Regions from separate parts of the Homo sapiens genome. Here all the other regions are linked to region 5. A link is a contact called in ENCODE Hi-C data. All regions are on one chromosome and are shown on one strand. Each heading gives the region's core, a stretch centred on a gene start or an enhancer-like site at or near the end of the contact. The rest is flanking DNA. Distances are from core to core; before and after follow the strand shown.

Region 1 (2,700 bases), core at 170-2,669, 6.0 Mb after region 5:
GTCTTGAACTCCTGACCAAGGTAGATCCATCTACCTTGGCCTCCCAAAGTGCTGGGATTATAGGTGTGAGCCACCAGGCATGGCCTATAGCGCAATTTTGTTGGAAAACTTACATCCCAGAAAAATCAATGTTCTTTGCTTTTTCCAAAAGTGAGCATAATATTACACACCAAATTTTAAGTATAGACACACACAAAAAAACTCAAATTCTTAATCTCTAGTTGAATTTTCCATTTTTAAATTCAACCCAACCAGGCTTCCCAAGAAATGTACGCTGCAATGTAAGTTCCAGATGAAGGAGATTCCCTTTAAGTGGCTTTCCCTAGAATCAGCTATCTGGGAATAAGGAGGCCCTCTTGAACCTATCTCAGGCCCTCATATACTCAGAGGAGTATATGAGACAATTACCACTTTTCGGGCTTACGACATATAGTAAACGTTCAATAAGCAACAATAGTAAATACTATCATTATAGTAATATAATAATGATTAAAGTGAATGCTGGGAAGAAAGAAAAAAGGTAACAGTTTCTCTAGTCAGGAAAAGTCTCTTTCCGGAAATGCAGGGTCTGTATGGGCTTCGGGCTCCTCTCTTTACTGGGCAGAGCTGAGAAAGGAGACCCAGGTTGCAGATGGGGACCTGCCCCACCACCTCTCCATAGGGCTGCAGGCTCATCCCTGCAGCAGGAGCTAACGTGTTCTTGGCTCTTCTAAGGCTGTGGGGGCTAGACTGAGACGCTACCAGCTTTCTTCTCCTATAGGTCCCCAGTCAGTTGTCCCAAATAAGCAGTGTGCTGGGATCACGGTGTTGAAATAACTTCCCTCCTCATCTTTCTTTCTGATAACTGCAACTCACTCAACAATCAATAATTTGGCGCGATCCCATGACGATTTAGGCCAGGAGCTGGGGAGGGCAGGGTGTGAAGGCCCAGGCTGGGGGCAGGAAAGACGTGGCCTGGCCACGGTGCGTAGAGTGGTAGTGAGGGGCTCCGGGGACGTCCCCCGTGGGGCTACTCGTTCTCTTTGTCTTGTCGCCTTCCTGACGCCACCCTTGTGGGTTAACTATTGCCCTCTCAAAAAACAGTCACAGGTCGGGCACTGCCCTCCCTTCCTAATCTAGAACCGAAGGAGAGGTGCCTGGACCCAGGATGGAAACCCAGGTGAGGACGTGGACTTCTTTCCCCAACACCCGTGTTGAGAAGGGGAAACTGACGCTAAGAGTGGGGTCGGGCCTTAGGGATCTGGGCCTCCGATCTGTGGGAGCTCGGATTTCAAAGTCAGGCTCGGCGCCAGGAGGTTCCCTGCACCCTACCCTATCCCGCCGCCTCTCCCAGGCACTTACCCGCCGCGGGGCCCAGCCTGGGATCCCACCCGACTCCCGTCTCTGTGGGACTTAGGCGGCCGCCATAACAGGCGGTCTGCGCAGGCGCGGCCCCGCCCCCGCGTGCGACCATCCGACTGCCCCGCACCGTGGCTCCACCTACCTGCCCGGGCCGCGCATGCGTCCGAGGGTTGCCGGCGGGCACCTGTAGCCTTCGCTCTGGTCGCGGGCGAGGCGTGTTTGCTGGGGGGACCCGCCTAGGTGGCTAAACTCATTCCTCTAAAAGACTTAAATAGGAGTTAAATAACTCTCCCAGCTACTAAGTGGTAAAGCCTGGATTCGAACCCGGGGTGTGGGATCAGAGCCGGTGCTATTTAACCAGCATGCTACTGTATTTATTATCACGGGTGTTACCGTCATCCATGCTCTTAGTACTCGTTTGTTTGTTTGTTTGTTTATTTGAGATGGTCTTGCTCTGTCACCCAGGCTGGAGTGCAGCGGCGCAATTTTAGCTCACTGCAGCCTTGAACTCCTGGGCTTAAGGAATCCTGTTTCAGCCTCTCTAGTAGCTGGGACTACAGTTGCGTGGCACCATTTTTTTTTTTTTTTGTACAGACTGTATCTTGTTGTGTTGCCCAGGCTGGTCTCAAACTCCTGGCTTCAAGCAGTCCTCCTGCTTCGGCCTCCTAAAGCTCATAAATTACAGGCATGAGCCACCACGCCCAGCCAGTACTTGTTATTATTAATAGGTGGTAGTGATTTCATTAGGTGGTAGTGATTTCGTTAATTCGTATGCTCATCAAGTTTCCAACACCAAGGGGGTGAGACAGAGTGGCAAACATAAGACTCCATGTTTGCTCGTTTTTTCTTGCCTGCAGAATTTCAGAAAGCCTCTGAGTCCGTGACTGAGCACAGCCCTCAGAAGAATCCCCTGAAGAGGATGAGCAGGATAGACCACAGATTCTCACGTCTCTTGCCTGAGTCACTGCATTTTTAGAAAAAGTACAGTCAATAATATTGGCCCTTTTCTCAATCTATATATTCAGTGACATCATGGAAGTCAGCCTGGCCACAATGGAGTAAGCCAGGGGATGGGCCGCAGGAAACGAGGATACATAGGTAGCCAGGGTTAGAACTTTTGTGACATTCTAAGAACTTTGGATTTTACTGTGCGTGAGATGGGGAGCTGCCAGGGATATACACCACACTGACGTGTTCACAGACATGCCCAGACACACACAGTGGTGCTCACTCTCAGACATGTCAGTGAACATACAAATATACACACAGGAACATATGTAAAGTCCACATATGTAAAATCTATATCCCTGTGTGTTCACATATACACACACGCACACACATGGCCTCAGCTGGCAACCT
Region 2 (2,700 bases), core at 162-2,661, 7.0 Mb before region 5:
TTGACAAATTCCAATTTGTCTCAACCAATACTATTTTACCTATGGCCTCCCCTGCCGCAAAAGAAGGGTTTAGGGCGGGTCTTTCCATTTGTGCACTCGAGTGGCTTTCCAGCTTCACATGCCTGGGATATAAAGGCCAAGGTGGGGGACTCAATCCTCATAACTTGGAAGAGCACCACATGGTGGACAGTACACTGGAGTGGGTGACTAATCCCAGCTCTGTGAACACCTTGTGGCTAGACGTCCACAACCATCTCTCCAACAGCCATCTGACACTGTGGGAACAGTAGCAGTGGCGGCTGCAGCAGCAATCGCTCCCTTGTATTTAATACTTACTATAGCTTAGGCAGGTAAACACTTCCTAGGCATCATCTTGAACGTCACACTAACTGCATGAGGTCAACAATACTATCCCCATTTTCTAATGAGGAAACTGAGATACTGAGATTATAATGCTGGGAACAGGCAGAGCTAGGATTTGAACTCAAGTCTGTGCTCTTTATCACAATATTGTTAATTAAATAAGATAAATGCTACAAGGGCCTACAAAGCAGCACACACGCCAGGGAGAAACCAAATCTGCTTAGCTATGGCCTGGCGAGCTCATATGGTCCCTGCTCAGTAATCAAAGACATGGTAGGCTAAGCCAGGGCTGCATTTCCACAGGTGTACATGTTGCCTTTTATCATGTTTCCCAAAGGGACACCAGGCTCACAAAGAAACAATTGTGAATGGCCATGAATTCCTGGCGATCTCAACTCCCACAAAGCACAAACATCGCTGCTGCTCATAGGCTCCATCAGCGGCAGCAACGTTCGTCTGGGGACACAGGTTACCACACTGAACACAGCACTCTGGGGAGGCCAGGGTGCGGACAAGAAAGCAGGCAGGAGATTAAGTGATTGGATCGAAGGAAAGCTTGTAAGGAGCAAGAGTCACAGATGGACCCCAAACTTCTGAGTCCAATACGGTGCCACCTCTATGCAGGCCTCCTGCACAGGGACTCTGTTCCCCTGAAGCCTCTCTAGGGCTGGCCTCCAGTGAACAGACATCATGTGACCCAGCAGGTCAAGGTCAGAAAACAGGAGGAGTTGGGGCAAGTGAGGACCACTGGTGTTTATTTTTAGTCTTATTTATATTGGGATTAAGGTAAGAAAAATAACAGAATGGCTGGGTTTCCTACCTCAAAAATATAATAAAAGCACAAAGTGAGGTGGCAGGCCCATTAACCCACTCATCTGCTTCCTCCCACAGGTGCTGTGGGCGCCTGTACTCTCTCTGTCACACAACCGTGGTACCTAGAAGTGGACTACACTCATGAGGCCGTCACCATAAAGTGTACCTTCTCCGCAACCGGATGCCCTTCTGAGCAACCAACATGCCTGTGGTTTCGCTACGGTGCTCACCAGCCTGAGAACCTGTGCTTGGACGGGTGCAAAAGTGAGGCAGACAAGTTCACAGTGAGGGAGGCCCTCAAAGAAAACCAAGTTTCCCTCACTGTAAACAGAGTGACTTCAAATGACAGTGCAATTTACATCTGTGGAATAGCATTCCCCAGTGTGCCGGAAGCGAGAGCTAAACAGACAGGAGGAGGGACCACACTGGTGGTAAGAGGTCAGTCAGCGAGGCTTTATTTCAGTGCATCATTGCATCTTGTTCAGGCCTGTAAAATCATTACCTCACTCACATGTAGAAATCAGGAGATAAATTTGCTAAGTTAATACCCTAGCCAGTGATGGGTGTGATCTGAACACAAGTCACCATGAGGTTTGGACTAAAGAACTACTCCAACTGGCTGGGCGTGGTGGCTCACACCTGTAATCCCAGCACTTTGAGGCTGAGGTGGACGAATCACTTGAGGTCAGGAGTTCAAGACTAGCCTGGCCAACATGGTGAAACCCCATCTCTACTCAAAATACAAAAATTAGCCGCGCATGGTGGCATGCACCTGTAGTCCCAGCTGCTTGGGAGGTTGAGGCAGGAGAATCGCTTGTAACCCAGGAGGCGAAGGTTGCAGTGAACCGAGATCGCACTACTGCACTCCAGTCTGGGCAACAAAGCAAGACTCCATCTCAGAAAAACAAAAGAACTACTCCAATCCATCTCGAACATCCACTAACACAAAGTCAGTGATTTGCTGGGTGCTCTATTCTCCCTACATGGTGATGTTTAACCAACCATGTTCACCTCTTTTGTATATTACAGTGATTTAGTGTAAAGTACCATGTCCAAAGGGAACCTTGTGGTGAGTAACTATCAGCTTTCTCAGGAACTAGTCTGGTAATGCACCACCTAGAACAAAGCACTAGAGAAGTGTAAAAGATCAATAAATTGGACCCACAGAAACTATGCAACATGGAGAATAAGCACAGATTTGGAGAGAAGCTACTCAGGGATCCCTGACCCTTCCCATTCTGCCTGGACATCAGTGAACGGAAAGTGATGACTCTCACTTCCTGAGATTTGATAAAACCCATGACAATTCCTCAGCCGAGCGAGGACATCAAACATAGCTAAATCCTATCAGTAATTTCACCAAGTCATTCCCTTGAGTAAACTGAGATTAAGACATTCCCGAGAAAAAAAAAGGGGGAATTTCAGAGAAAAAGCTTTACATGATTCTGAAGGAAAAAAGAGAACAGCAGCAACTCCTCGCCTTGTTGGGGTCTCTTCCCTTAGGAAGGACCCTGGTATGATGAG
Region 3 (2,700 bases), core at 82-2,581, 5.8 Mb after region 5:
TTGGGAGTTGAGCGTCATCACTAGGTAAATCAAACCTGTGGCTGAGAAGGGCAAAATGATACGTCTAAGGTCACACGCATTTGACCTGGACTTCTGGAGCACACCATTGTTACCACCAAGCGAAAACTATGAGGGGTGAGGGTAGAAGCTGAGGATAGTGAGACCATTGGGGTCCAGTCTCAAGTTGAAATGGCCAGTGTTCAGTGGCCAATTTCTGAAAAGGGGCCAGGAGAGCCTCACCTCAAGGCTGATCGTAACTGAAACTTATCTGTGCCTGTAGCAGCAAAATCTGAAAGTGGAAAGCAAGTTTCCAAGGGCCCAAAGAGGCTCTCAGCGGGCAGCCTGTAATAACCTAGGGCTCCTCCATCTCCCTAGTCCATTGCAGGGGCTGGAGATGGGTGTGGTGGAGGTGGCTACTATTTACTGAGGCCTAGTGTGTTGTGTCCAACATACTTTCAAGAACTTACACAATCTCATTTGATCCTCACAGACACCATATGGAACAGGTAACATCCCCATTTAAAGCTGTAGATGTTGAGGCTCAGAGAGGTTAATGACTCGCTGAAGGTCACACAGATGTCAAGAGGTGAAGATGAGACTCCACTAGGTCGGTTTGACCTGGAAACCTGTTTTTAATATCATGACTCACGGCACAGCCCATTGGTTACAGGATTGGGGCCGACACATAGCTGATAAGGGGGCCTGATCTTGGGTTGAAATCCTGGTCTATCAGTCCCGAGCACTAGCGGTGAGTCCAGATTACATTTTCCAACCTAGCACAAGTTTCCTGCTCTTAAGAGTTCTTCAGCCCCGTCTCATCTTTCCAAGCACCAGAGCTCTTCAAGAGCTGGTTAGGGCCTCCCTCTCATTCCTCCAGTGCACCCAGAATAGGGTTCAGCGCCGTGAGGACGTAGGCGGTCCTTAGCCACCCCTTGGCGCCTACCCTGGGTGGTCGATAGCCCCAACTGGGAACAGCACGGGCTCCGCGTCGGCTGCCAGCAGCCCGCCGGCCGCCACTTACCTGCCGCGGGGCGGTGAGGGTCCCATCCACGTCGAAGAGGCAGAGCGCTGGGCCAGGCGCTGCCATGTCCCCAGTTTCTAGCCGCACCTTACAAGACACGTTGGCACGAGGAACTCGGCCCGGAACTTCCGGGTTCGGCCGCTGAGTCGCAGGGCACGTCGGGAAGAGGAGGGGACTCCGTTCCCATAACGCCTGGGAGTAGCGGCAGCCACGATTCCTGGACCGCAACTCCCAGGGTGCAACGCAGATCACGCCCGCCTTGTACATTCGAGCATGCGCTCTTAGGGGTTCCGGGGGCCGGTGGGATTTACTTCCGGCAGCAGGTGGTGGGGCCATGGTAAGGAGGCGGGTGGCGAGCCTTGAGGGGGTGATGCTCTTTGGGGTCGGGGTCAGGGCTGGGGCGGGCAGGCCCGACGCTCGGGTTTCGGACTCCGAGGATCCGTGGGAGGAAGCTCTGGCGTGTGTTACAGTTCGCTTTTCCCGGGCTTTCTCTTGCCCTCCTTGGGTCACATGCGCACAGTAGTAGTAGCTAAAACTCGCCGAGCTCTCACAGTGCATTAGGTACTAAGTTGAGGACTCTGAAACCATCCTCTGGTTCACTGTGTTCTGAGTCCCCATTTTGAAAGGCGAAGAAACCGAATCTCAGGGGTGTGGAGTAATTTGCTCACAAATTACTGTTGGAGCCAGAATTGGAATAAGAGCTTTTACTGCTTCACTACCCACCTAGTAATACCCTTGTGCTACGTGTTGGGGCCTCCCTGCCTCGCTCCTTCTCCTTCTCCGCTGTTTCCCCTTCCCCAGACTAGGCTAAGAGAAAGCAGCAGTTCCCTCCAGCACCCAAGATAGCATATGAATCAAACAGAGAATTAGAAAGTTTATTGGAATAAATATCTCACAGATTTGTTGCTCGAGTTCCCCACTAAGACACTGATTATTTAGTTTCCTGCTTGGGGAAATGTTCACACCCCCTTGTGGATACATTGTCCAGCCCAGAGTTTGTCCTCCCTGGATATGTTTTGAATTAATGACGGCCGCACCTCCTTTCCTGTATTTATTTGGAATTGCCTGGTGGAAGGAGGACTCTGCTGCACTCACTGACTGTGTGATCTTTGGTAAATATCTTACCCTCTCTGGGCTTAGTTTCCCTAGTGGTAAAGTGGAAATAGTGATAACTATCTTAGATAGCTGTTGTGATGCCCACATGAGATAGCATCTGGCTTTACCCTTCCCTCGTCTGGCAATAACGGTTACCTTGCAGGATTGGCAGAAGCCTTAGAGTATGGTGCTTTGCAGATGTTCACCGTGTGATTAATGTGGTTGAGTTCCATGAGAGAAATGGTCTACTGTCTCCCTTTCAGGCTGCCCTTCTCCGAGCTGTGCGTAGGTTTCGGGGAAAAGCTGTGTGGGAAAGGCCTCTCCATGGGCTGTGGTGCTGCAGTGGGCAGGAGGATCCTAAGAGGTGGGTGGGCAGCAGTTCACCCATCTCGAAGGAGAAACTACCAAACGCAGAGACTGAGAAATTCTGGATGTTTTACCGTTTTGATGCCATCAGAACCTTCGGGTTCCTGTCACGACTGAAGTTGGCACAGACTGCCCTGACAGTGGTAGCTTTGCCACCAGGCTATTACTTGTACTCCCAGGGCCTCCTCACTCTCAACACCGTGTGCCTCATGAGTGGG
Region 4 (2,700 bases), core at 146-2,645, 8.9 Mb before region 5:
GAACAAGGTAAAATTAAGAAACAGAATCGACTGTGAAGAACCAGCATCAAAGTCAATAGCAGCGTTTCCTAAACTTCACTTAGAAGAATTACCTAAGATATTTGCTAAAAATAAATTCCTGGCTACATCCCAGACCCACTGAATCAGAATCTCCTGGGAAAGGGCCCAGAAGCTGTAAAACAAGCGCCTTAGGTGATTTTTTAATTAGAGATGTTAGAGCAACATCAATGAGAAACTGGGGCCTAAACGTCAGACTTCGGCTTTAATCCCAGCTCTGCAACTTACTAGCTCTATAAACTTGAGTCTCTTTCCCCAGCTGAGTAATGGGCATCCAAGTATCCTTCAGAAGACTGCTGTAAGGATGGGGGGACCTGATGCAAGGAAAGCCACCAGGTGCCTAGTAGGGTGCAAGGGCCATCAGGAGGCGGGGTGGGGAAGACTGGCTGTCAGCGCCACAGGAATTACCTGTAATCGAGTGGATCTTCTGTTTCAGCTCGGAGCCTGTGCTGTCCAGGGGGAACTTCACGTCATGCTTGGTCTTATTCCAGATGATCTTCAAGTCCACCAGCTCCCTGCCCGCGCCGCCGCCCGCGTCTTCGCCGTTGCTGACCGAGGCCTGGGCTGCGGGGTCCCCAGGGGGCTGGGCCGGGGCCGGCTGCAGGCTGCCTCGTGCGGCGCCGGAGTCCTCGGCCGCCGCCCCCGCCGCGGCTTCAGCCTCCAGGCAGTTGACGGGCCGCGCGGGAGCCTCAGTAGCCACAGTCTCGGCCTCCGTGTCCATGCCAGGTTCCTCCATGCCTGCAAGGGGGTTAGGGGGTGGGCGCTCGCCGCGGGCTGGGCTTGGGAACGGACGCTGTCCGGGCGCCGCCGGACCTCCGTTCCCGAGCCGCGGTTCTCCCTCCCGGGCCGGGCCGCATCCCCCAGAGGAGCGACCGCAACCTCAGCCCCGGCCCGGCGCCCGCCACCCCCGCCGCACTCACCATCCGGGGCCCCGGCCGCCGCCATGATGATTGTGTACAACACCCACCGCTCCCGCAGAGGCCGCTGGGAAGAGGCGAGCTGGCTGAGATTGGCCCCCGCAGCAGCCCCTAATCTCTCACAGCCCGGCCGGAAACAGGTGGAGGTTTCTATGGAGACCCGCCTCCTCCGCTCCCAGGTCCGGCCCCTGCCACGCTTTCGCTTTCCCAAGCTGAAGGGGGCGGGTCCGGGAAATAGCCCTTTCTCTGGCCTCTGCCCCCTGGTGGCGAGTGCGGCCGCAGCCGTCCAGGGGGGCGTGGGATTTCGCGCTAGGGGGCCTGTGACTTTAAGGGGCAAGGCTGCGCTGGCTGTGGCGGAGGCCGATTGGCTGGAAGCAGTCCCCGGAAGTGACGCAGGGAGAAGCCCACGTGTGCTATTCCATCCCACATGGCGGCGCTCCTGAGGAGACTGCTGCAGCGCGAGAGGCCTTCGGCGGCCTCTGGCCGCCCCGTAGGACGGCGCGAGGCCAACCTGGGCACTGATGCCGGGGTTGCGGTGCGAGTGCGGTTCGCTCCCAGCCCCACAGGTAACCCTGGCGGACGTGACGCTACAGGCCGAGGCCCCCTGTCCCGTCTCCGCCCCACGAATGTTCCCGAATGAATCCTTTCCGGTGGTGTCAGAGTGGGCGGGCGGAGGAGGGTTAAGGCAGCGCGAGCCCATTTTACAGAGGCGGAAACTGAGGTGCAGGAGCGGAAATAATTCAAATTGCCAGGAGTTTCTTGTGTTTTTTGTGCCATCCCATCTCTTTCGATCTTTTTTTCATGCATTCCATACATGTGCATTGATGACAACCTGTGTAACAGGTGTTGTAGACGCTGGGATACAGTGATCATTGAGAAAGGTAGGGGCCTTGCTCTGTGGAAGTCTGCATTCTAGTGGCTGCCGCAGACACTTATAAAAAATAAGTGTAATTTTAGAGTCACATGTGCCATGCGGGAAGTGAAACAGGATAGGAGACTGGGGATTAAGAAGGACGCTCCAGAAGGCTTTACTGAGCAGGTAACATTTGAGCTGAGATCCAAATGACAAGAAGGAGCACGCTATGTGAAGCCTATAGAAGGAACCTTCTGGAGGCCAGGCGCGGTGGCTCACGCTTGTAATCCCAGCACTTTGGGAGGCAGAGGTGGGTGCATCACTTGAGGTCAAGTGGATCACTTGAGAGCCGTCTGACCAACATGGTGAAGCCCTGTCTCTACTAAAAATACAAAATTATCTGGGCATGGTGGCGCATGCCTGTAATCCCAGCTACTTGGGAGGCTGAGGCAGGAGAATCGCTTGAACGCAGGAGGTGGAGATTGCGGTGAGCCAAGATCGCGCCATTGCACTCCAGCCTGGGCAACAAGAGCGAAACTGTGTCTCAAAAACAAAAAAGAAGGAACCTTCTGGGTAGAGGAAATCGCAGGTACCAAGGCACTGTGCTAGTGCTGTTGGGAGCTTAGCAAGCTAGAGGGTGACAGAGGCCCATTGTATAGCCTGTTGGAGATCTCGTCAGGGCCTTTTGGTTCCCACCAGTAAGGCTACCTTCTACGTTCTCTACACGGAGTATGCCTCTCATCCCAAATCCCAGGATGAACATACAAAGATCTTTGTAGTAAAATCCCAGCTATACATGACAGGATCTTTCTGGCAGGCAGTATAGCCTAGAGCAGTGCCTTTCAAACCATCTGTTGTGGAAGTGCTGGTTTT
Region 5 (2,700 bases), core at 101-2,600:
TGGATGTTGAGAAAACAGCAGCGACAAGAACAAACAAAACAACCCCATCAGCACGTGCAGTCCCTGCCGGCTCGGGGGTGTGTCCTGGGAAGAGAGTAAAGCTCTTTCCTATTGGCGATTTGGAGCATGACATCAAGACCACCCCCCTTGCAAAGGACCGACCAATGGGCTTCGGCGGGGAGGACCCAATGGCGACAGTTGAGGGCTTAACAGCGTCTAGGCTCTCACTCTGTTTTCCGCGGAAGCTGGGATGCTGCCTCCTGCCCCTCCAAAGGTCCCCGTTTAGACACAACCTGACTCTCATCTGTCGCCCCCTCCCGCCGGCTTTTTTAATAAAAGACAATTCTCGGCCGGGCGCGGTGGCTCACGCCTGTAATCTCCCCACTTTGGGAGGCCGAGGCGAGTGGGTCACTTGAGGCCAGGAGTTCGAGAACAGTCTGACCAACATGGTGAAACCCCGTCTCTACTAAAAATACAAAAATCAGCCGGGCGTGGTTACGCGGGCCCGTAATCCCAGCTACTCAGAAGGCTGAGGCAAGAGAATCGCTTGAACCTGGGAGGCGGAGGTTGCAGTGAGCCGAGATTGCTCCACCGCACTCCAGCCTGGGCGGCAGGGCAAGACTCCGTCTCTAAAAAGAAAAAAAAGAAAATTCTCTTTTGCCTAAGTTATTTCCGAGCCGCAAGTCGCAGAATCAGAAGAGCCGAGTTCTTGCCTGGCCCCAGTGTGACTTTGGGATTTCACTTTCTCCCTTCTGCGCTTCGGTCACCCTACTTTAAAGAATGGGCACAATCGCTCCGCCTTAGGCCAGGAACGTGCCTCGACAATTAGACCGTAAACTCAGCGTGGCGACTATCAGAAGCCTCATCAATTCTGGTCCGGCTGTTGCAGGGTGTGGCAAGCGCTCCTGGCGGGCAGGCGCCCCGTGGTTCCCCTCCAAGGTGTTTGGAAGCGACCCCTCCTCCTTCCCGCCCTAGGGAGCCCCAGGAGGGAGTGGCTCTGACCCTGACCCCCGAAAGGACGCAGGCGAGGCCCAGCGACCGGCTGTGCGGACGTGGGGCTCTCGGGAAGGGATAGCGCAGTTGGCCAAGCTGGGGTCCGAACCCCGCGGCCAGGAGTGGGGATGCTCAGGACTCGGGCCTGCGTGAGGAGAGGCCCCGCGCGCCTCCTACGACCCGGCTGGGGAGGCTCCGCAGAAGGGATTCCCGCTCCGTCTTCCACATCACTCCCCGATATCAAGCCCGAGTCGCCCCCTCAGCACCCCCCAGCCGTGTCGCGGCTTACCATTCCACTCGTCCCGGGCCAACCGGGCCATTATTCTCAGCACAGACCCCGCGGGAGCAGAGGAAGAGGGAGAGGCTTCGCTACCGGAAGTAACAAGACAGAGTGGGGGAAGCGTGCCCCGGCCCCGTGACCATAGAGGAGAGGCCGCTCTCCTTTCACAACCCCCCTCAACCCCGCGACCTCCCCGCTGCCTAGAGCGGCCACTCCCAGCCGGAGGAAGTGGGCGCATGCGTAATACCGCCGGTCCCGCCCCTTCCTCTTCACCCAGAGACCGAGTACCCGGGCTCGGCAGTCACAGCCCAAGGGGTGACGGGTGTGTGTCAGTTTCCGCTCCTCCTGGGCGGCTGTTCTTGTATCCGGAGGATACAAGCTTTGCCTAGAAATTAAAATATTACAAGGCCGCACCGTACTCTCTACAGTTATTTTTTGCCTTCACATTTTATGTAGAAAATCACAGGACTATACGTTCAATTTACGGTGTTAAGAATCGGAATTAAATGACTTTTATTTCTATTAAAATATTTTTTTTTTCGTAGAGATGGGGTCTCGCTGCGTTTTCCAGGCTGATCTTGAACATATGGCGTCAAGGGATCCTCCTGCCTCAGCCTTACAAAGTGCTGCGATTACAGGCGTGAGCCACCTCGTACAGCTTGAAATGGTTTTCTTATCACCACGTTTCGCCCCTTCCCAGCGTCTAGGTCACAGCGTCTAGAACTTATGCTGATTATTTGGTTTTGTTTTGTTGTTGTTGTTTGTTTTTGAGACAGAGTCTCACTCTCACCCGCCAGGCTGGCGTACAGTGGCACGATCTTGGCTCACTGCAACCTCCGCCTCCCGGGTTCAAGCGATTATCCCACCTCAGCCTCGTGAATAGTTGGGACTACGGGCGTGCACAACCACGCCTGGCTCATTTTAAAATTTCATTTTATTTTTATGGAGACAGGGTCTCGCTCTTTTCCCCAGGCTGGTCTGGAACTCCTGGGTTCAGGCGATTCTCCTGCCTCAGCCCCCGAAAACGCTGGGATTACAGGTGTGAGTCATGGCGCCAGGCCCCCATTAAACAGTTATTTATACAGATTTATTAATACGCTGCTTCCCAGTTCACATTCATTAGCACCACTGAGCCTCAATACAATCCCAGGAAATTGAGGTTTAGGAAGGTTTAATGCATTCCAGAACTAATAAGTGGCTGAGATAGATTTTGAAAATAGGTCTTCTAATCAACTTTCCTTTTGTTCGTTTGTTTGTTTTGGAGACGGAGTCTCGCTCTGTCGCCCAGGTTGGAGTGCAGTGGCACAATCTTGGCTCACTGCAACCTCCGCCTCCCGGGTTCAAGCAGTTCTCCTGCCTCAGCCTCCCGAGTAGCTGGGACTACAGGGGTGCGCCACCACGCCAGGCTAATTCTTTGTATTTTAGTA

What was found. A loop is a pair of places that touch in the nucleus more often than their neighbours do. Pooled maps may share reads with other maps.
Region 1: a loop to region 5 is called in a pooled map, with 5 times the contacts of the local background. The contact joins the promoter of METTL22 here to the promoter of BFAR in region 5. A Hi-C loop is called at or near these places in 3 of 50 pooled maps.
Region 2: a loop to region 5 is called in a pooled map, with 8 times the contacts of the local background. The contact joins the enhancer-like site here to the promoter of BFAR in region 5. A Hi-C loop is called at or near these places in 3 of 50 pooled maps.
Region 3: a loop to region 5 is called in a map of naive thymus-derived CD4-positive, alpha-beta T cell, with 28 times the contacts of the local background. The contact joins the promoter of TMEM186 here to the promoter of BFAR in region 5. A Hi-C loop is called at or near these places in 2 of 168 maps with a recorded cell type or tissue (CD4-positive, alpha-beta T cell and naive thymus-derived CD4-positive, alpha-beta T cell) and 13 of 50 pooled maps.
Region 4: a loop to region 5 is called in a map of CD4-positive, alpha-beta T cell, with 9 times the contacts of the local background. The contact joins the promoter of EARS2 here to the promoter of BFAR in region 5. A Hi-C loop is called at or near these places in 2 of 168 maps with a recorded cell type or tissue (CD4-positive, alpha-beta T cell and psoas muscle) and 3 of 50 pooled maps.

Annotation. Positions count from the first base shown.
Region 1 is chr16:8,620,417-8,623,116 of GRCh38, reverse strand. It overlaps METTL22 (methyltransferase 22, Kin17 lysine), which reads right to left and starts at 1,419. Exons shown (of 11, transcript NM_024109.4): 1 at 1,342-1,419.
Region 2 is chr16:21,646,047-21,648,746 of GRCh38, reverse strand. All of the region lies in intron 4 of METTL9 (methyltransferase 9, His-X-His N1(pi)-histidine), which reads right to left. IGSF6 (immunoglobulin superfamily member 6) reads left to right here. Exons shown (of 6, transcript NM_005849.4): 2 at 1,255-1,614. It overlaps LOC124903663 (a long non-coding RNA gene), which reads right to left. Exons shown (of 2, transcript XR_007065025.1): 2 at 1,280-1,815. Among named protein-coding and RNA genes, the nearest start is that of IGSF6, 5.2 kb to the left of the region's middle. Within about 2 kb of position 1,411, at least 8 of the 41 ENCODE cell types and tissues checked have a DNase peak (open chromatin) inside an H3K27ac peak, as active enhancers do.
Region 3 is chr16:8,796,270-8,798,969 of GRCh38, reverse strand. TMEM186 (transmembrane protein 186) reads left to right here and starts at 1,331. Exons shown (of 2, transcript NM_015421.4): 1 at 1,331-1,358; 2 at 2,380-2,700. The coding sequence starts at 1,356. It overlaps PMM2 (phosphomannomutase 2), which reads right to left and starts at 1,131. Exons shown (of 8, transcript NM_000303.3): 1 at 1,022-1,131. The coding sequence starts at 1,087. RefSeq lists enhancers at 348-1,042, 1,355-1,404, 1,043-1,737.
Region 4 is chr16:23,556,045-23,558,744 of GRCh38, reverse strand. It overlaps EARS2 (glutamyl-tRNA synthetase 2, mitochondrial), which reads left to right and starts at 1,395. Exons shown (of 9, transcript NM_001083614.2): 1 at 1,395-1,540. The coding sequence starts at 1,402. It overlaps UBFD1 (ubiquitin family domain containing 1), which reads right to left and starts at 1,018. Exons shown (of 7, transcript NM_019116.3): 1 at 978-1,018; 2 at 466-795. The coding sequence starts at 1,002. RefSeq lists silencers at 596-775, 876-965 and enhancers at 133-776, 1,036-1,235, 777-1,421, 1,426-1,705, 2,066-2,700.
Region 5 is chr16:14,631,601-14,634,300 of GRCh38, reverse strand. It overlaps BFAR (bifunctional apoptosis regulator), which reads right to left and starts at 1,350. Exons shown (of 8, transcript NM_016561.3): 1 at 1,283-1,350. RefSeq lists enhancers at 768-1,337, 1,338-1,905.